2 separate regions of the Homo sapiens genome follow, and region 2 is linked to region 1. A link is a loop called in an ENCODE intact Hi-C map of the cell type or tissue named here. Cell type or tissue: Caco-2. All regions are shown on one strand. Links, peaks and the distances in the headings refer to the core of each region. The heading gives the core; the rest is flanking DNA. Region 1 has its middle 30 kb from the start of EEF1E1-BLOC1S5. Region 2 overlaps LOC100506207 (a long non-coding RNA gene).

Evidence for each region. A loop is a pair of places that touch in the nucleus more often than their neighbours do. Peaks named below come from ENCODE experiments on the same cell type or tissue, not always from the same donor. Only the 100,000 strongest peaks of a DNase experiment are listed, where the experiment ranks them.
Region 2: it touches region 1 in a loop (7-fold over the local background); 2 of 110 quality-filtered maps call a loop at or near these places.

Annotation. Positions count from the first base shown.
Region 1 is chr6:8,127,107-8,138,417 of GRCh38, forward strand. No RefSeq gene overlaps it. Among named protein-coding and RNA genes, the nearest start is that of EEF1E1-BLOC1S5, 30 kb to the left of the region's middle. RefSeq lists an enhancer at 4,236-4,285. In Caco-2, for the core only: a CTCF peak has its summit at 4,370 (motif pointing right); a DNase peak (open chromatin) is centred at 4,375.
Region 2 is chr6:8,439,660-8,450,970 of GRCh38, forward strand. All of the region lies in intron 2 of LOC100506207 (a long non-coding RNA gene), which reads left to right. Among named protein-coding and RNA genes, the nearest start is that of SLC35B3, 9.8 kb to the left of the region's middle. In Caco-2, for the core only: no CTCF peak of the experiment used is centred there; DNase peaks (open chromatin) are centred at 6,472 and 6,872.

The DNA of each region.
Region 1 (11,311 bases), core at 989-8,988:
CATCTACTTGAATCACAGACTCTCCCATAATGTTAGGACAGTGGGCCTGGTGCAGTAGCTCACACCTGTAATCCCAGCACTTTGGGAGGCTGATGTGGAAGGATCCCTTGAGACCGGGAGTTCAAGATCAGCTTGGGCAACATAGAAAACCCCGTCTCTACAAAAAATACAAAAATTAGCTGGGTGTGGTGATGCACACCTATAGTCCCAGCTGCTTGAAAGGCTGAGGTGGGAGGATCACCTGAGCCTGGGTTGTCAAGGCTGCAGTGAACTAAGATCACGCCACTGCACTACAGCTTGGGTGACAAAATGAGACTCTGTCTCCAAAAAAAAAAAAAAAAAGCAAAACACAGGGTTAAGATACTATCAGCACCTTGTCAAAATTCCTACCAAAAGGCCTTCCTCTGTTAAGCCAGTGAAGGAGGAGGTCTGGACTAAGATCAACTCAACTATATTTTCTTATGACCACACTACTGAATGGTTAATTTTCTTGTATTATTAGTTTACACAGGGCCTAGGCTAACTGGCATAGCTGTGCACCTCTCTAAAAGGAGTCTTTTATGTCTTAACATTGTCTGAGAATCCACCTCATCTACACTGTGCTGCAGTCTCTATCTTATATTGTACAATTAAAATTTACTCATGAACTATGGAAGTCATGCTCTTTATTTGGGCTCATGATCATACTTGTTGTCTCTGGAAGGTTTAAAAATTCCCATTTCTGAAAGCTTAGTTCCAAACTTGCACTGACTACCAACTACTAATATTACCTGTTTGAAGGAATCATTATAAAATACTCTTTGAGAATGTAGCTTATGTGTAGGTGTTGGAAAAATACATTTACCTGGTGATTCTTGGCTATAGTTGGCTTCAGGTGTGGTTGGATGTGCAGTGATTTTGTGTACTTGAGGCCCTCTATCTTTTTTTTTTTTCTTTTTTTTGAGATGGAATCTCACTCTGTCACCCAGGCTGGAGTCAGTGGCACGATCTCGGCCCACTGCAACCTCCGCCTCTAGGGTTCAAGCGATTCTCCTGCCTCAGCCTCCTGAGTAACTGGGACTACAGGTGCCCGCCACCATGCCTGGCTAATTTTTTTGTATTTTTAGTAGAGACGGGGTTTCACTATATTGGCCAGGCTGGTCTGGAACTCCTGACCTCGTGGTCTGCCCACCTCAGCCTCCCAAAGTGCTGGGATTATAGGCATGAGCCACTGCGCCTGGCCCGAGGCCCTCTATCTTTGTTCTACCCTTAGCTGGGACCCAAGAGCAGCATGGCAGATGGGGAAAAGCCTGGTATCAAAGCCCAGGCTCCCTGTGGCATTCCCTTCCCTACCACATACTAGGAGTGTAGCCTGGATGAAGCTACTTCACATCTCTGTGTTCCAGCGTTTCAACTGTAAAATGGACTATTTCTAAAATAGTACTACACACCTGTAAAGTTAGTCATGAGGGCTAAAGGAGTTAATGTAAGTAGAGCACTTAGAACAGAGCCTGGCACCTAAGAAAGCGCTGTAGAAATGTTAGCATTATTAGTGGGCTGGATCAACCCACTCTGTCCCTCCATGGGGTGAGCATCCTGTTGGGATCTGCTGGGGCATTCCTGTCTGCAAATGGAATTGTGAGGTGGTTCAGTGAAGCTGCAGTTTCATTTAATTCCTGAAAAGGACTGGCACCAGGCCACTTTGAGCAGTGAAGTTGGTCTTCAGTAGTATTTGGTTCTTCCCATCAGTTTTTGAGTCTTATTCTTCTCTTTGTCCCAGTTGGCCAATGTCTTGCTGATCCAGATCCTGACAACAATGACAATGGGATGGGTCCACGCCTATCAGAACCAACACATACATAGTTCCAGTTTCTCATTATACTTTTTTTTTTTTTTTTTTTGAGGCAGAGTCTTCCTGTGTCGCCCAGGCTGGAGTGCAATGGTGCAATCTTGGCTCACTGCAACCTCTGCCTCCCAGGTTCAAGCAATTCTCTTGCCTCAGCCTCCCGAGTAGCTTGGACTACAGGCGCGTGCCACCACACCCGGCTAATTTTTTGTATTTTTAGTAGAGATGGGGTTTCACCGTGTTAGCCAGGATGTTTCATTTTACTTTAAATGTATCCAACCAAAGATCCATCCATCCACCCACCCACCCACTCACCCATCCATCCATCTATCGGTCCATCCGACAAACATTTATGGAGCAACTCCTACCTGCTAGGCAAATTCGAGGCATTGGGAAATGCTAGGAAATGGCATCATTTCTGTCTTCAAGAAGCTTGACATTGATATTGGGTTAATCCACAGGAAATGACACGAAATGCCGAGAAGTCTGGCATTTTGATAGGCTGCTAAGAGAGATATTTATGTCTTTTTCAGGGGCTATTTCAAAACCTTTACATGGTAACACGAAAAGCACCCTCTACTTATTTAAAGACATGATTTCTTATACAGGTATTTAAAAAGAGCATGAAGCTGGGACATTCTAAGAGCCAAGAAGTTAGGAAGGCAGTGAAAGGGGAGTAGGTATCGTGGATAAAAGTTAGAAGTTTAGGTAAAAATTGTGTGTCATAAGCTCTGCAGCTGGGACTTACCTGTCCTGCCCAAAACGAGCCAATAGTTGTGCACCAAGGCTCCTCAGCACAGCATGAGGACGAGGTGATGATCAGATCCTTCTTTCTGGCTGCAGGACCCAGGGTGCTATTGCTGCAGCTGGCGAGGATGATCACAGCACTGTCCAGACATCTCCAATGAGTAAGGCACCTGTCCGATGGTGCTGCAATGCTCATTCTATTTCCAGCAAGTTATTAGAAAAATGTGCGTAATCATTGTGTAAAATGCCAGCAGAGTTACCTTTGTGTGGTTTTTCTCACTTGAGATCTCAAAGTCAAGTCAAAATTCTTGAGGGGCTGTCCTTGTCCTTGGTAGCTGGATTCCCATCTCATTCAGTCCAATGTCTCCCACTACTTTCCAATGTGCAGCTTGGTTCTGTCAAGCTGCTCTCATTCTTCCTCACTAAAAATGACCGAATTCCCTTGGCCAGGTGTGGTAGCTCACACCTGTAATCCCAGCACTTTGGGAGGCCGAGGCGGGTGGATCATGAGATCATGAGATCAGGAGTTGGCGACCAGCCTGACCAACATGATGAAACCCTGCCTCTACTAAAAATACAAAAATTAGCCTGCAATCCCAGCTACTCAGGAGGCTGAGGCAGGAGAATTGCTTGAACCCAGGAGGTGGAGGTGAGCCAAGATCATGCCACTGCACTCCAGTTTGGGCAACAGAGTGAGACTCTGTCTCAAAAAAACAAAACAAAACAAAACAAAACAACCTCATTTCCACCTCGAGGCTTTCACTCCCCCTTCTCCCCCTTGATTAGTTACTTCTTTTTCCTTTCTCCCATACTTTTCTGGCTCCACTTAAAACTTCTTCAGTGAAGCATTCCAGAATTGCTTCACATCCTTTAATAACCTCTATTTCCCCCTGTGAATTTCCAGGCTACTGTGCACATAATTTGGATTACACAATTTAGTCTTTGATTACATATTGCATTGCAACGCTGGCTAGTTATTTTATGTGCTGGTGTGGTTAACTGATCGAGTAGGAAGCTTCCTGCTCCTTTCCTGCACATGTCCCGGCACCCAGCACAGTGCTGAGGATATAGTAGGTATCCAACGTTTGTACCAGTACATCTAGTATATACATTATTGCAGGTATGGATCCCAGCTTTTCAAAGTCTGAAGCTTATACAATTTGAAGAAGCCTTTTCCTGAAAGGAAAAGAAAAAGACTACAAGATGACGAATAAAAAATCAGGAGCCAAAATGAATATTTCGTGAATACATCGCCAAGGCCGCATTTTGGGGAAGAAGTCTTCACAGGAGAGAGACTCTGGAGCTCCAGCAGCTCTGAAATGGACAAATCTAGAGGTGTTTTTGGTCTTCACAATCCGTCTTCTCCATCTGTCACATACAAACTGAACATCAGGCCTCATTCTCTCTCCCAATGGCGAACCTTCCCTACCTTGGTAAACTGGCAAGGACCTCCCCTGATTTAGTCTGCGCCAGCTCATAGGACTGGGTGTGTAATTGCTAGGGAGGAAAATGGTGGTTGACAATTAAGCATCAACAGTGTCATTGATCTTTTGGGGAAGAGAAGAGGAGCTTGTAACAGCCAAAGTATCTACACATTTTTGTATTGTGTATTTATTCTATAAATGTATTTATGCCTTATATGGCATATGTCATTTAAACTGGAACAGGCAGAGTGTCAAGAGGCCAGGGCTGTATATTTATCATCTGAGCACGGTGCAGGGGGCTGAGCCATTTCCTCTCCATCTAAGCTGTTTTTTGGAATCTGACCAGCTGGTGTCACTATGGGACCGTGAATACAGGCATCTTCAGAGCTCTAGGAGTAGAAGAATTTTGGATTGGCGTTGTGGCCCTGGGAAAGGTAACCTTCCTCCCACCCAGCACGAGCCTCCGCCCGACCTCCTCTCTCCCTGTGCCTGCATAGTTTATAAAATTGAGAACTAGCGGACGGATTTAATTTTGATGGAGAATTACCTGTAGGCAAGAGGGCAATCAAACCCATACTGTTAAGGGGCGGGGGGACAAAGGTAATGAATCTGTTCTGTACGTTTAGCAAATGGAGAGTGTCAGGCTAATAATCCGTCAGCTCCTTTTTCCTATGCAATAAGCTTCCGTTACATCTTGTTAGGTACTACGAACTCAGCACTATCTATAAGGGGCTGATTAACCAAGCAGTGCCTTTTCCAAGCTTCTCATTTCCTGTGTCCTTTCTGCCACCTGCCCTTCATCTATTTGGACCATCAAGGAGTCCCAGGTGAAAAGGGGATTTCAAATCAGTCTCTCAGTCACCAAGTTTTAGCAAATTATGGAGGTTTGGTATGGGAGAAGCTCGAGAATAAAAGCTGAGAAGTGCTTTGGAATTCACTGCAGGTAGAAGGCATCTCTGCCTGCGTTTCCTGTCACTACTGCGAATCATGTACAGTCTTTCATGGACCACGGGGGATCAGATAAAGCTCTCCGAGTTTAAATTTCGTTAAAAGAAGAGTCCTGCTGACCCAGGGTCGTTAACTGGCTATCCCCAGTTTGCCAAGGCTGCCATAATGAAGTACCACAGACCGAGCGGTGTCAACAGCAGACATTTATTTCCTGACAGTTCTGGAGGCTGGAAGTCCAAGAGGAAGGTGCAGGCAGGGCTGGGTTCTGGTGAGGCCTCTGTCCTTGTCTTGTAGATGGCACCTTCTCACTCTGTCCTCATGTGGTCTTACCTTTGTGTGCTCCCATCCCTGCTACCCCTTCCATGTCCACATTTCCTCTTCTTACAAAGACACAAGTTAGCTTCGATTAGGGCTCACCCCACTGGCCTCATTTAACCTAATCACCTCTTTAAAGGCTCTGTCTTCAAATACATCTCATTCTGAGGTACTAGGGGTTAGGGCTTCAACATAAGAATTTGGGGGAAACATAATTTAACCTCTACCCCTGTCCCCATCCCTTCACTGGTCTGGATTGAAGTTGACCAGCTTGAGATGCTGATTATCTGACTGAAATGTGTCTCCTTGGCTTTTATTTTATTTTATTATTATTTTTTGAGACAGGGTCTGGCTCTGTCACCCAGGCTGGAGTGCAGTGATGCGATCTCGGCTCACTGCAGCCTCTACCTCCTGGATTCAAGTGATTCTCGTGCCTCAGCCTCCTGAGTAGCTGGGACCACAAGTGTGCACCACCACGCCTGGCTAACTTTTTGTAATTTTTGTAGAGATGAGGTTTTGCCATGTTGCCCAGGCTGGTTTCAAACTCCTAGGCTCAACCAATTCACCTGCCTCAGCCTCCCAAAATGCTGGCATTCCCTTCAGCTTTTACGTGCCATTCTGAGTAGCATGGTTCATACTTGCCAACAGCCCATGATCCTCCTCTTCAGAACCATGAGAACATAAAGAATTTCTTCTTGATGCCCAGAGACCCTTCCTGAAGACCACAGAACCTGGGAGGACAGAGGGACCTGTTCAGGTGACAGGACCTAGGGCCTTGCCCAGGGTTCCTAAAGAGTTTTTGATTGATCCCAGGGTTCCCTAGCTTGGTCTTCTTTCTTTTGTCTTCAGGCTTTTGCTGGAGTGCACTGGTGCGATCTCAGCTCCCGCAACCTCTGCCTCCTGGGTTCAAGCAATTCTCATGCCTCAGCCTCCCGAGTAGCTGAGATTACAAATATGTGCCACCACACCCGACTAATTTTTGTATTTTTAGTAGACATGGAGTTTCATCATGTTAGCCAGGCTGGTCTTGACCTCCTGGCCTCAAAAGATCTGCCCACCTCAGCCTCCCAATGTGCTGGGATTACAGGTGCGAGCCACCGCGACCAGTCTTCAGGCTTTAGATATGCATTTTAAAGAAATTTTTCTGCCAAGATGTTGTAAAGTTAACGTATTGAAAATAAAGTTGATGCAAAAATAATTGAATTCACAATGTATTTTTGCTATGCAGTACAGAAAGCTTTCACCTTTTACCACATAAAAATAAAGCAATACAAATTAAAATAATGTGCAGATATATGCTCTTATCAAATTAGCAAGTAATAATGTTCATGCTAGAAAATTTAGAAAGTATAAATAAACAAAAGGAAGAAAAATCAATTATATATAGCTCTTAATATAGGGTTATTTATCTCTACTTCTTTTTAGGTATAAACATATTTTACAAAAAAAAAGAGAGAAAGATTATACTATATACTGCTTTTTTTTTTTTTTTTTTTTTTTGCTGGATGGAGTCTTGCTTTGTCGCCCAAGCTGGAGAGCAGTAGTGCCAACCTCCGCCTCCCATGTTCAAGTGATTCTCTCACCTCAGCTGCCCGAGTAGCTGGGATTACAAGCATGCACCACCACATCCAGCTAATTTTTGTATTTTTAGTGGAGATGGGGTTTCGCCATGTTGGCCAGGTTGGTCTTGAACTCCTGACCTCAGGTGATCCACCCGCCTTGGCCTCTCAAAGTGCTGGGATTATAGGTGTGAGCCACTGTGCCTGTCCACCGCTTTTTAACAAAGAGAAAAAAATTAACTAAACCACCCCCCAACCAAATTAGCAACTTAATGGAATTAATGAATCCAGTTGTGTATACAATAAATGTTGCTTGCCTACCATACCAGCACTGTTCTAGGGCTGGAGACATGGGGGTGAACAAAATAGACAAAGTCTCTTGCACTCACATTCTAGTGGAGAGACATAAACAACAAGTAGCAAATCAATATGTGCAGCATATCATGGATTCCAAATGCATACACATTTTTAGAGCATCTCTGATACTGGGATGCATCTTAGGGTCACTGTTGGTCTGTAATGGTCACTGCCTGAAAAGTGTGACATCGAAAACTTCAGGATAGGTGTCAAGAGCATGGAAGACAATCCCAGAGACAATATGGCCCACCCTTTTAGTGTCTATGAACAAATGGTTCTGGGGTGGAAGTCGGGGCAGCAATGAATTAGCAGAATGTAGCAACCTCCTGGAAGCGGCAGTTAAGTCGTGCTGCACTGCATTGTGCATAGCTGGCCAGGAGGCCAGCACCGGTGGCTTTATGGTCTCTTATGAATTTATTTTAAGAAATGCTGCAAAACCAATGATCTTAAGCTACCTAAGATGACATTGTTTGGCAAAATGTAAACATAAGACAGCTGTAAGTCAAAAAATGAGTCACATGAGTGGGATTCTGTGAGAAAGTTTTAAGAATATCTTTTTTTTTTTTTTTTTTTTTTTTAGGTGACGGAGTTTCGTTCTTGTCACCCAGGCTGGAGTCAGTGTCGCGATCTCCACCCACTGCAACCTCCACCTCCCAGGTTCAAGCAATTCTCCTGCCTCAGCCTCCCGAGTAGCTGGGATTATAGGCATGCACCACCACGCCTGGCTAATTTTTGTATTTTTAGTAGAGATGGGTTTTCACCATGTTGGCCAGGCTGGTCTCGAACTCCTGACCTCTGGTGATCCACCCGCTTTGGCCTCCCAAAGTGCTGGGATTAGACGCGTGAGCCACTGCACCCGGCCTGTTTTAGGAATATCTTAACTGATCTATTTCATGTCTTCAAAATGCATGCACAGAGGTGATACATGATAAAATCTATCCCCAGTCAGGTCTAGAAAAGCTCTTTTAATGAGCATAAAGTGATTGTCTATGCAGTAAGAAAGCATGGTGTCCTTGTTGAGTTAGTAGTGGTTTTTCTCTTAGTGGTATATAAAACGTGGCAGCGTGTCACAACCCACAGTGTCTTAGATTTTCTGAAATATGGTGGTCCATTAGGCAGTGATAAGTGGCTCAGATAAATTTAAGGTAAACTTGGAAGCAACCAGCTGGACAAATTGATTTGCATGGTGGGATGTGGAACTCAGCTGGTTCACTGCAGAACCAGGAGCAGCTGTGTTTTCATCCTGGCTCTCCTGTGAAGTTCCTGGGTGATTCTGGGGAAATCCTTTAATTTCTCCCAGTCTTAGCTTCCTCATCGGCCAAATGATGCAATCCTGCTTATTTGGTAGGGGGTGAAATTGATGGTCAGGTGATTTATGGGTAACAAAGGTTACCTAAGATCATCCTGAGGGTCTGTGCTTGGTGCTGGGAGTATAGCACTGAAGAAGGCAGAGATGGTACCACTCCTTCAGGGGATAACATTTGATGACATACCGATCCAGTTTCTCTCGTATCCAGGGGACATTTTCTGGTTCTTTCTGCTTTCTCTGCCCAACTAATAAAAAGTAGTGTGCAATGTGTCAGGAAGTGTGTGAGCATTTTTCATCACTCATTTAAGCCATGTTTGAAAGAAATAAGTGGACACAATTAAATTGATTTTTAAGACCTGAGAATTGTTTGATTCATTTAACATTTGTATTGGGCCTTGGCAAAACTGTAAAACAAAAAGAAGTTGACCTTCAGAAGGCCAAATATCATTTTGGATAAATTTCCTCTTAGTGTTGTGGATATAACCTTTTAAGGAACTAGTGCCTCTAATTCCTTCACCCCGTCCTTTTCCTACTCTCCCTCCATCTACATATTTGTGTTTTCTTTTTCTTTTTCTTTTCTTTTCTTTTTTTTTTTTGAGATAGAGTCTTGTTCTGTTGCCTGGGTTGGAGTGCAATGATGCCATCTTGGCTCACTGCAACCTCTGCCTCCCATGTTCAAGCGATTCTGTTGCCTCAGCTTCCCGAGTAGCTGGGATTACAGGTGCCCACCACACCCAGCTAATTTTCATGTTTTTTAGCAGAGATGGGGTTTTACCATGTCGGCCAAGCAGGTCTCAAATTCCTGACCTCAAGTGATCTGCCTGCCTCAGCCTCCCAAAGTGCTGGCATTACAAGCACGAGCCACTGTGTCAGGCCCATTTGTGTTTTCAAATTTTGCTTTTGGGAGCTAGCTTATACTAAGTGGTAAATGACTAATAAAAGTCTTGAAGTGCAACCCTTCTGAAATGTTTGCATTTTAACTGGGATCAGTGCTTTGAGGTAAAAAATATATATATTCTAAACATGGATTTCAGGTCATAATCCTTAAATAAATAACTTGATTTCCATCCACCTCCCCCATCATCCTTCTCCCCTCCTGAGGGCTGTGTAGGAATACTTAAACCATCACAGTTATGATTGCTTACTTTGCTTTCAATTAAGGTTGCTTCTATTTAGGAGGAAGTTTTGTTGTTTTTGTTGTTGTTCTATTTGTTTCTTATTACGGTTAATTATCAAATATCTCTGAAACTCAAACACATTTTTAAGGAAAACCTCTTCCTTAACTCTTAACAGCAAAGGCCCTATGTCTAACCCCAGAGAGTTATATTTTACATTTAATTTATTTGAGTGCCTCTTATCTATGTGTTGGAATATGCCCTTGCATTTTTTTTAAAAAGTAAGAATAATACAAATGTAAAATAACATACTTTATTGATATTCCTAATTCTCATGTCTGATTCATTTTATTTAAGGAAAAAAATTGTGATTCCTTGATTTAACCATAAGAGTGGCCTTTTTTTGAGTTTAAAAGAATTTCTCTCTCTCTTTGCTATTAACACCGTCTGACAGAATTTTAGCCAACAAGCAGCGCCTGTCATCTTGAACAGTGACGGATGTTTGTTATAGCCCAGGCTTGACTAATATTATCTGTGCAACTATGTTTTTATCATCAAGTCAGCCTAATTTGATGTGAGTTTTGGGAAAGAATGTTCTCAACACTGAACAACGACCAAATAAAACCACTTTTATTTGGTTAACCAAGGTTTAATCAATAAACACATCAGCATTAAATTTGCTGCACTGCCCTGTGTTGTAACGTGGTTGTTCCCTCTCTCTGGTTATGTATTTTGTCACTTATGGAATGGAAGTTCACTGTGCATAGCAGTTCTGGCACTTGGGAAACAGAGGCACATGGATAAAGGCCTCTTTTTTAGCTTGAATTCTAGGGACATTTAGCCAGGTTCTGTCTTTGCTCTATGGGCTTCAGTAAAGAGCAGTGGTTGAGAGAAATAGCCTGTCTTTGCTGATCCTGCAGCTGAAGAGGGATGACAGCAGGGAGAAAGGAATCAAGAACTGCCTTTCCTGTGGAAACACTAACCATTTCAACAGCATGAGCGTCACAGTGCAATCCGGATGGAAGAAGCCATTGCGTTAACTGATAACGATCCACCTCCGTTCTCTTCAAAGTGATTTCTTTTTCCTCTTGGACTCCCATCAGGGAGCAAAGAGTGAAGGGACTTCAGGTTCATTTAATGTTTACTATGCCTCAAGCGTTTCCTTTGATGTCAGTATCATTCCTCTCATTTTACAACTGAGGAAATACTGGGCTCAAAAGGGTTAAATCACTTGTCCAAGGTCACATAGATGTCAATAGAAGAACTAAGTTTTTGATTCCTAAAATATATATAATTTTCAAATTATTATATATATTATTATGTACATATAAAATTATGTATATAATTTTCTAATATACATATTAGAAAATTGCACTACTTATTTGTATAGATAACAGTCCATATTTGTAGAACTTTAAATCTTGTATTATAGGCCTTTTTTTTTCTTTTTTGAGACAGAGTCTCGCTCTGTCACCAGGCTGGAGTGCAGTGGCATGGTCTTGGCTCACTGCAACCTCTGCCTCCCTGGTTCAAGCAATTCTCCTGCCTCAGCCTCCCGAGTAGCTGGGACTACAGGTGCACACCACCACACCCGGCTAATTTTTGTATTTTTAGTAGAGATGGGGTTTCACCATGTTGGCCAGGATGGTCTCGATCTCCTGACTTCGTGATCCACCTGCCTCGGTCTCCCAAAGTGCTGGGGTTATAGGTGG
Region 2 (11,311 bases), core at 2,116-10,115, 310 kb after region 1:
ACCCCCAGGCAATGATCCACCAATGGGGAATGGGCACCTATGGATAAATGCCTTCCATTTCCTAGGAGCAATTTTTGGGAGGTGTTTTTATGTATTTTAGGATGTCCTAGATAATCAAGTCATGTGACTTGGGGGAGCGAGAAAGAGAAACCAGCAGTGGAGACTTAGAAGAAGCAGCTGTTGACATAGGATGGGTCCAGGAATGTACAGTCTTCTAAAAGCCAGGTGAAGACAATGTTTAAAGGAGGAAGGAGTGATCAACAATGTCAGTTCGTGTCAATTGGTGTTACTTAGTCATGTGTCTGTGAAGAATCATCTTGCATAGTTAAGTCTCAGGTTCTAGTGTCAGATTAAATTTAAATCCTTGCACCACCCCTTGCTCTTTGAGTGTCTTTGTGCAAATTGCTTAAATTCTCTAAGTCTCAATCTCCCCATCTGTGAAATGGGAATGACAGTAGTACCTATGTGGTAAATTGTAGTGATGAGTAAGTGAAAGATGTTTAAAGATGGTTAAATGGTTAGCACAACACCTATTACCTGACAAACACTTAGTAAAAGTTAGCTATTAATATTCTTATTAATATAGCCTACTATCATTAGAATAATCCATTTATATATAGTCATCAGTTGTCACTTTTCTAGCTCTTCCATAAGGAATAGGTTATATAGCATTTCCAAACTAGGAAGTTCATTGATAGATATATGGTTCCAGATGCACTGAGCAGAAAAACTAGTTAATTTGATTTTCATTAAATATCCATTTAATAAATACTTATTGAGCACTTACTCTGCATGCTACTGGGTATTGTGGATATGTGGATGACAAGACAGACATGGATCCCTGCCCTCACAAAGCTCACAGCCTTGTGTGGTGGAGATAATTAATTACACAAGTAATTATAGTGTGATTTGTGTTGATAAGGGTATTAACTACAGGATGCAATGGGAGCTATAGGCTATGCTAATGAGGCTGTGGTTATAGATTCAGTTCCCCTGTAGGTTGCTTGACTTCCAGGGCTATCAGTTTTTCTCTGCTGTCTCCTAAATGGATAGAGGTTCACAGAACTGGGCCACCTGGACACCAGCCATGACTCCTCTTCTTTCCCAGTACTGATAATTGGCATGGGGCAAAATTCTTCATAAAGAGGTAGCATGTGTAATGAGATGGAGAAATATTTTGCTCGTTTAACACCTGGCTTTTGAATCCCTTTTTGGTCAAAGTTTCTGTGTTTTGTTTTCTTTTTGTAAGAAGTAATTCGATTAGCCTCTTAGAAGATTATTCTTAAACTGCCTTCCATGGAGGGTTAGTCTTATTAACATGAAGTTCTTTTTATTTCCAGAACAGTGCTGTCCAATAGGAATATAATATAAGCCATGGAAGCTACTTTAAATTTTCTGCTAGTTACATTAAAAAGGTGAAATGAGGCCGGGTGTGGTGGCTCATGCCTCTAATCCCAGCACTTTGGGAGGCCAAGGCAGGCGAATCACTTGAGGTCAGGAGTTCAAGACCAGCCTGGCCAACATGGTGAAACCCCATCTCTACTAAAAATAAAAAAAAATTAACAGGGCGTGGTGGCGGGCACCTGTAATCCCAGCTGCTCAGGAGGCTGAGGCAGGAGAATGGCTTGAACCAGCGAGGCAGAGGTTCCAGTGAGCTGAGATCATGCCACTGCAGTCCAGCCTGGGCAACAGAGTGAGTCTCTGTCTCAAAAAAAAAAAAAAAAAAGGTGATATTAATTTTAATAATATATTTATTTAACTCAATATAACCAAAATATTATCATTTCAACATGCAATCAATATAAAAAGTTGTTAATGAAATACTTTAACATCTGTTTTTTTATACAAAATCTTGGAAATCCAGTGTGTATTTCACACTTCCAGCATATTTTGGTTTGGACCAGCCACATTTCAAGTGCTCAGAGTAGCACATATGACTACTATCTACCACTCAGGACAATGGAATTTTAGAGCACTTTAATTCTTGTTCACCACTTGGAAGGTGATGAAGTTTAAAGTGCTAGAGAAAATCCAGGCTGGGCGCAGTGGCTCACATTGCCTGTAATCCCAGTACTTTGGAAGGTCAAGGCAGGCAGATCTCTTGATTCCAGGAGTTCAAGACCAGTCTGGGTAACATGGCAAAACCCTGCCTCTAGAAAACAAACAAACAAACAAAACAAAAATAAAATCAGCTGAGTGTGGTGATGCATGCCCATAGTCCCAGCTACTCAGGAGGCTGAGGTGGGAGGATCCCTTGAGCTTGGGAGGCGGAGGTTGCAGTGATCCCAGATCACACCACTGCACTCCAGCCTGGGTGACAGAGTGAGACCTGTCTCAAAAAAAAAAAAAAGAAAAAAGAAGGAAAGAAAGAAAGAACAAACAAATGAAGGAGGGAGAGAATAAAGGGAATCACCAGTGTGGTATGGCTGAGAAGGGAGCTTTTGGGAGACTATAGGTTCTGTATCTAACTGGAGTATTTAAGTTGTTTTATGGAGGCTGTGATTTATAATTCCACCACTTCATATTCTTAAAAAGCTTCAGTAAATCTGCATTGTTCATTAATGCCCTGCATAGGTGCATTATTTCAGATGAATTTAAAGAAGGCTAAATTCTGTGGCCAGGTGGGTGTGGAGTAAAAATAAAGATGGCTCCCAGGGATGTAGGAGCAAGTGGGTGGGAACTGCTAAAGCTTGTTTTTACGTAAGATAAGCATTTAACTTCCTCCACTCCTCTACTGTGAAGTCTTGAAGGGTTTATGTCACTAATTGTTCAACCTAAATAAACATTTATTAGGCCTGTTCTCTACAGCTGCAATTAGAACTTTTGAGAACCAGCTGCATTTTGCAACTTTGTTCTTTCTTGACTTCTGTACTGCTGCACTGACTGGTTCTCCTACCTCACTGTTCCTTGTCCTGTCCTCAAAATGTTCATGTTTCAGTCTCTGTTTTCCTGATCTTTTGTATAAACTCCTCTTCAGGAAATCAATTTAATTTAAGATTACGGACTTGTCCTCTATATCTGTGTAATTAACTGCTCACCTATGCTTTATTCTCATTTTTCAAACTGCTTGTTAGCGACATTGGATGCAGTGATATAACCCTGTAGTCATCCTAAGTGTGAACTCAGTTTCTTTCACAAATCAGTATTTTCCCTCCTCCTTTCTTTTCCTTTCAATAAAACTCTAATTATTTGTTATCACTATTTCTTTTTCTCCGTCCTTTCTAGAGGTTGAGTATCTCTTATGTGAAATGTATGGGACCAGAAGTGTTTCACAGATTTTAGATTTTTTAAAAATTTTGGAATATTTGCATATACATAATAAGATATCTTGAGGCTGGGGCCCAAGTCTAAACACAAAATTCATTTATGCCTTATAAATACCTTATACACATAGCCTGAAGGTAATTTTAAACAATATTTTTAATAGCTTTGTACATGAAACGAAGTTTGTGTTAAGTACTTATGTGTGGAATTTCCCACTTGTGATATTATGTCAGTGCTCAAAAGTTTTGGATTTTGGAGCATTTCAGATTTCAGATTTTCAGATTAGGGATGTTTAATTGTATTAGTTTACTTTGGTCCGTCTTGTGTATATAAGTAACTGTATTAGCTTTCTATTGCTGCTATAACAAATTACCACAAGCTTAGTGGCTTGAAGACCACACAGTTTTTTTATTTTACAGTTCTATAGGACAGAATTTCAAAGTGGGTTTTGGGTGGGTACAGTGGCTCATGCCTATAATCGTAGAGCTTTGGGAGGCTGAGGTGGGAGGATAGCTTGAGGACAATAGTTTGAGATCAGCCTGAGTAGCATAGAGAGTAGAGTAGAGTAACATCTCTACTAAATACATACATACATACATTACATACAAACATAATGAGCCTCACTGGGATGTAATCAAATGGTCAACAGTGCTGCATTCCTTTTGAAGCGGCTATGTTGTCTGGGGTATATACCTGGGGTTCGTAGTCTTGCACCAGGAAAACTTAGGACACAGACACACATGAAGAGTTTAGGGGTGGAGGCTTAATAGGCAGAAGAAAAGAGAAAGAAAAACAGCTCTCTCTATAGAGAGGGGTCTTCTGAGCAGAAAAGACCAGCTGGCAGTGAATGTGCCAGATTTTATAGTCCCGTTTGAGGAGGTGGTGTCTGATTTAGTGGGGCTTACAGATTGGTTCAATCAGGTATGATGTTTACATAGCACAAGGGGAAGACTGGTTGCCCCACCGTAATCTTATGCAAATGAACTCTCCCCTTGGCCAGTGCCATCTTGTCTGCTCCTTACTGTACACGTAAGGTAGAGAAGGGTAGATGGAGCCGCCATCTTGAACATGGTACTAGTCCCTAGTTCCTGCCGTCATTCACCCAGGGACGCTCCCAGCTTGCTTATCTATTCTGTGTCTATGGCTTGACTTTACAGGCTGCTCTTTGCTAGGAAATGATTTGGGGCTGCTTTTCATTAAAAAGAAAAGCCTTACTGAGGATTCCCATACCTTTACTATCTGCCTAAGTGATATCTTCTTAACTCCTATATCACTTTCTAGGGGCTCTAGGGGAGAGTTCATATTCTTTCTTTCTCCATCTTCTAGAGGTTATCCCTATTCCTTGGCTTGTTGTCCCCTTCCATTTTCAAAGCCAGCAAAGCCATTTGAGTCTTTCTCACATGGCTTCAGTGTGTACTGACTCTTCCGCCTCCTCTTATACATTTTAAAGATCCTTGTGATTACACTGGGCTCACTCAGATAATCCAGGATAATCTCCTTTTTTTTTTTTTTTTATTATACTTTAAGTTCTAGGGTACATGTGCACAACGTGCAGGTTTGTTACATAGGTATACATGTGCCCTGTTGGTTTGCCGCACCCATTAACTCGTCATTTACATTAGGTATTTCTCCTAATGCTCCCCCTCCCCAATCCCCCACCCCAGGACAGGCCCCAGTGTGTGATGTTCCTAGCCCTATGTCCAAGTGTTCTCATTGTTCAGTTCCCACCTATGAGTGAGAACATGTGGTGTTTGGTTTTCTGTCCTTGTGATGGTTTGTTCAGAATGATGGTTTCCAGCTTCATCCATGTTGCTACAAAGGACATGAACTCATCCTTTTTTATGGCTGCATAGTATTCCATGGTATATATGTGCCACGTTTTCTTAATCCAGTCTATCATTGATGGACATTTGGGTTGGTTTCAAGTATTTGCTATTGTGAATAGTGCTGCAATAAACATATGTGTGCATGTGTCTTTATAGTAGCATAATTTATAATCCTTTGGGTATATACCCAGTAATGGGATTGCTGGGTTAAATGGTATTTCTAGTTCTAGATCCCTGAGGAATCGCCACACTGACTTCCACAATGGTTGAACTAGTTTACATTTCTTTTACATTTGCTGAGGAGTGCTTTACTTCCAACTATGTGGTCAATTTTGGAATAAGTGCAATGTGTTGCTGAGAAGAATTTATATTCTGTTGATTTGGGGTGGAGAGTTCTGTAGATGTCTATTAGGTCTGCTTGGTGCAGAGCTGAGTTCAATTCCTGGATATCCTTGTTAACTTTCTGTCTCGTTGATCTGCCTAATGTTGACAGTGGGGTGTTAAAATCTCCCATTATTATAGTGTGGTAATCTAAGTCTCTTTTTAGGTCTCTCAGGACTTGCTTTATGAATCTGGGTGCTCCTGTATTGGGTGCATATATATTTAGGATAGTTAGCTCTTGTTGAATTGATCCCTTTACCATTATGTAATGCCCTTCTTTGTCTCTTTTGATCTTTGTTGGTTTAAAGTCTGTTTTATCAGAGACTAGGATTGCAACTCCTGCTTTTTTTTGCTTTCCATTCACTTGGTAGATTTTCCTCCATCCCTTTATTTTGAGCCTATGTGTGTCTCTGCATGTGATATGGGTCTCCTGAATACAGCACACTGATGGGTCTTGACTTTTTAATCCAATATGCCAGTCTATGTCTTTTAATTGGGGCATTTAGCCCATTTACATTTAAGGTTAATATTGTTATGTGTGAATTTGATCCTGTCATTATGATGTTAGCTGGTTATTTTGCCCATTAGTTGATGCAGTTTCTTCCTAGCATCGATGGGCTTTACAATCTGGCATGTTTTTGCAGTGGCTGGTACCAATTATTCCTTTCCATGTTTAGTGCTTCCTTCAGGAGCTCTTGTAAGGCAGGCCTGGTGGTGACAAAATCTCTCAGCATTTGCTTGTCTGTAAAGGATTTTATTTCTTCTTTACTTATGAAGCTTAGTTTGGCTAGATATGAAATTCTGGGTTGAAAATTCTTTTCTTCAAGAATGTTGAATATTGGACCCCACTCTCTTCTGGCTTGTAGGGTTTCTGCCGAGAGATCAGCTGTTAGTCTGATGGGCTTCCCTTTGTGTGTAACCCAACCTTTCTCTCTGGCTGCTGTTAGTGATAATCTCCTTTTTTTTAAGGTCAGTTTGTTCCGGGACCAAACCCAGGGCTGGGCTGCTTATTCCTGTGGGCCAGTAATGGGATGCAGATGAACTGGGAAAGACGGGAGTTTATTCCTGCAACCAGGTACAGGGAGAAGGCCTGTAAAAATATCACCAAACTCAAAATTATAAAGTTTTCCAGAGCTTATATACCTTCTAAGCTATATGTATACGTGTAAGTGTACATTCATCTAAAGTGATAAGTGATTAACTTCTTCTAATCTGTAACTAAGATCTGAGTTCAGAAGACCTTCCTCTGGAGCCTCAGTACACTTACCTAATCTAAATGGGTCCAGGTGCTGGGATGATTCCCTTATCTTCTCCCCTGCCAAATCATGGAGGTGTGGGGAGTTCCTTCAGACCCAATAAACTTGTTTGCAGAGGCCTGGGGAATTTCTTCAGACCCCCAGTAAAAGTTGTTTAATCTTAAACGGGTCATGTTAAGAATTCCCTCATTATCTCGTCATGCTTTAAGGCCCAGGAGAGGCCTAGGCAAAATTCTTGATGGGCTTTTGTTACATTCCAGCCTTTGTATAAGGGCACTGGCTGTCTCAGCTTTTAATATTTAACTTCATCACTCAGTCAGTGCTGAAACAGTTGTTGTGGAGCCCTGCCTGTTCAGCCTTTATGAAGACCTGGCCTGCAGAAGTTGATTGAAGCCCATCCATACATTTTGAGGCCCCGTTCCATTGGAGATCTCTGAGTTATCTCCCTTAAAGGGTGAGGAAGCTTGGAGATTTATCCTCCACCTCCTCCCGTTGAATGAGGACTTTTTGTAAGTCTGTTAACTCCCCAACAGTTTATTTCTACCCTTCCCCATGCCAGTAAGCAAATCTAGGAGAAAGCACCCAGGCAGAGGGTAAGTAGGATACCAAGAGCCCTCCTGTGGTTGAAGAACTCTCTGTTGATTGATTCATCACAGTGAGTGAGAGTGCATGCTGTGGAGGAACTGTGGAGCATCTCAGTAAGCAAGTATTAGAAAGGATTTACAGGATTTGGTCTCATGTCAGGTAACAAGGAAGAGGTTCTAGGAGGTGGAGATTTGCTCTGGGATTTTCTGTTGCCAGAAAACATAGATCATCCTATGTCTGGATATCTTTAGAATTCTTTTTTTTTTTTTTTTTTTTGAGATGGAGTCTCGCTCTGTCGCCCAGGCTGGAGTGCAGAGGCACGATCTCGGCTCACTACAACCTCTGCTTCCCAGGTTCAAGTGATTTTCCTGCCTCAGCCTCCTGAGTAGCTGGGATTACAGGCACGTGCCACCATGCTCGGCTAATTTTTGCATTTTAATAGAGATGGGGGTTGCACCATGTTGGTCAGGCTGGTCTCGAACTCCTGACATCATGATCTGCCCACCTCATCCTCCCAAAGTGCTGGGATTACAGGCTTGAGCCACTGCTCCCGGCCCAGAATTCTTAGCTTGAAGGAGAGAAGAACAAGAGCAAGCTACAGCTATAATTGGTAAAGAAGTAATTCTCACTTATATTAGCCCAGATAGAGAGACGTTTGTTCATTTTGGGAGTTTAGACAATGTTCTTGTTTTTGTCTGAGTTCAGACATGATCACCAAGTGGTCTTGTGTTCATTTTGATCCGTCATTGTCATGGAATAGACTTGTCCACTATTGGTGTTCTGTGAAACTGGTTATGATCAACAGAAGGACACTGTGTCTTATTGGATAGTACCAGTCAATCTCCCAGCTATCAGGAGCTGCTTTTCTTTTTCTCACTACTATGGTCATGTACTGGCATGGTGAGTGCCAAGACAAGTGAGACTCCTACAGCATCCACTACTTTTCACTTTCTTCCATTCTATAGATTGCTGCTGGGTAGGTATTGATATTTTTACAATATTTCTTTTACCATAGTTTTACCATGTGTATTAGTTTCCTTTAGTGCAAAACAAGTTACTGCAAACTTAGCAGCTTAAAACAACACCTATTTATGAGCTCATAGTTTTGTAGATGAGAAGTCTGGGTATGGGTTGACTGGATTCTCTGCTCTGGGTCCCATAAAACCAGAATCAAGGTGTTGATTAGGACTGTCGTCTTATCTAGAGCTGAAAGTCTTTCTTCAAGCTCATTCAGGTTGTTAGCCAAATCCAATTCTTTGCACTTATTGGACTGAAGTCCCTGTTTCCTTGCTGGCTGTCAGCTGACGGGCCTCTCTCCGCTTCTGGAGGCTGCCTGTGATTCTTAGCCAACTGGTTCACTCCATGTACAAAGTCAGGTGTGTCAAAACCTTCTTGTGTTTCAAAACCCTGATTTTCTCTGTCTCTGACTGCTAGACCCAAATCTAAAGGGCTCATGAGATTAAGTTATGTCTAAAAGGATAATCTCTCTTTTGATTAAGTCAGATCAACTGATTAGTAACCTTAATGATGTTGGAAAAATCCCTTTTGCCATATGATATCACATTTTAAACTCAGATTATTTCAAGAGTCATTCACGTTTTTGCATTCATCAATAAAGCATTTATTGTTATTGCTGAAGTAAAATTCCATTTCATGAAATATTATTTATCATTTCACTGTTAATGAAAATTTAGGCCATTTCCAGGTTTTGGCTGTTACTTGTCAGGATGCTGTTGAGCATTCATGTTACAAGTGTTTGTGTGGACCTATGTTGCCATTTCTCTTGGGTAAATATTAATACCTAGAAGTGGACTAGTTTTGTCACATAGCTGTGTATTTAACTTTTTAAGAAACTGCTGGCCAGGCACGGTGACTCACGCCTGTAATCCCACCACTTTGGGAGGCCGAGGTGGGTGGATCACCTGAGGTCAGGAGTTCGAGACCAGCCTGGCCAACGTGGTGAAAACCCGTCTGTACTAAAAATACCAAAATTAGCCGGGCATGGTGGCAGGTGCCTGTAATCCCAGCTACTAGGGAGGCTGAGGCAGGAGAATCGCTTGAACCCAGGTAGCAGAGGTTGCAGTGAGCCGAGATCATGCCATTGCACTCCAACCTGCCGGACAAGAGCGAGACTTCGTCTCAAAAAAAAAAAAAGAAAAGAAAAAGAAACTGCTAAACTGTTTTCCAAAATGCTTATACCATTTTACATTCCCAACAGCAGTAGATGAGAATTCTGTTCACTTCCCATCCTAGCCAGAAGACTGGTCCAGTCTTTTTCATTTTAGCCATTTTAAAAGGCTTAGTAGTATCACACTGTGGTTTTAATTTGCAATTCTATAATGTCTAATAATATTAAATACTTCTCATATGCTTATTGACTTATTGAGCGTCTTTTCATATGCTTTATTGAGTTCTGTAGATCTTCTTTGGTGAGGCATTTATTCACATTTTTTGCCCATTAAAAAAAATTTTTTTTAACCTTTAAAATTTTTTCAACTGTTTTATTTCTTTTTAAAAATTTTCTATAGTTAGGATGTAAAACCTAATGTTTTCATATACATTTACATAGTGAAATGATTACTACAGTCATGCAAATTAACATATTTGTAACCTCCCATAGTAAGCTTTTCTTATTATCACATTTTGAGAATTCTTTATATATTCTAGATCCAAGCCATTTTATGAGAAATGCAGCTTGCAAATATTTTACCCCATGCTGATGCTTGTTTTATCATTCTTTTCATGATTTCTTTTGAAGAGAAGTTCTTAATTTTGTTGTGTATAATATTAATTAATTTATTTTTGATGGATTGTGCTTTTTGTGTCATAGCTATTAGGTTGGGGCAAAAGTAATTGTGGTTTTGGCCATTAGTTTCCATGGGAAAAACTGCAATTACTTTTGCAGAAACCTAATAATGTATCTTTGCCTCAGTGTCACAAAGATATTTCCTATTTTACTTTAGAGGTTTTCAGTTTTAGGTTCTACATCTAGGTCTGTGATCCATTTTGAGTTAATTTTCACATATATTTTGAGGTCTTTAGTTCATCTTTGTTTTTGAAAGTTGTTTTCACTGGATTTTAACTTCTAGGATGATGGATGTTTTTCTTTCAATACTTTTGTGATGTTGCTGCACTCTCCTTGCTTGCATTGTTTCCAATGAGAAATCTGCTTCTCGGGACACACTAAAGATGAAAATTACTCTTTTGGAGTTTTGTTGTTGTTCATCTATATTCTGGACACAGATTGTGACCATTTACCAACTGGAAGTACATTATTTTAAAACAAGTGAAATGTAAATTCCTGTCTAAAAGTGATTGATATTTCCAGAGGAATTCAATAGATATGGTCTTCCAGATATATAAATAACTTTCAATTTTTGTTATAGTGGTTGATCCAGGACAATGTATCATAAATTCTAGAAGCTTCATGTTGGTGTCCTAGGAGACAATATTGCAGCAGAGGTTAGATAGCCACTCTGCATCTTTGGAATAAAACAATTGCTACTTAGCAGAACCCAGGGTTAGACAAATCAGTCTTGTACCTATTTGAAAGGAAGAAGTATTAAAAGAAAATAAATCTTTATCAACAAATTTCATCTCAAATGCTATTATGGAAATGCAAGTTTCAATTCATTTATATAATTGAATAAAGTAAAATTTATAGTTGTTTTCAAAGCTTTCATTTGGCTATAACATATGTTAAATTTTTTATTTTAGATCTTTTAAAAATTGACTTAGTAATCAATAAATTAAAATATTTTATTATAATATTAGTCTGATATGTGGAAATCATACTAATTTTTGGTGAGTTGTAATTGCAGTTAAAGGCAGTTTGCTACATTTAATACTAGAAAGTATGCAAAAATCTAAAATCAACATGTGAAATGCATTCTATTGTTTTTGCAAAGAAATTAATAGCATAACATATACCTACATTAAATATACATAACATATAAATAAATATATGAAATAATATTTATATAATCGATATAAAAACTG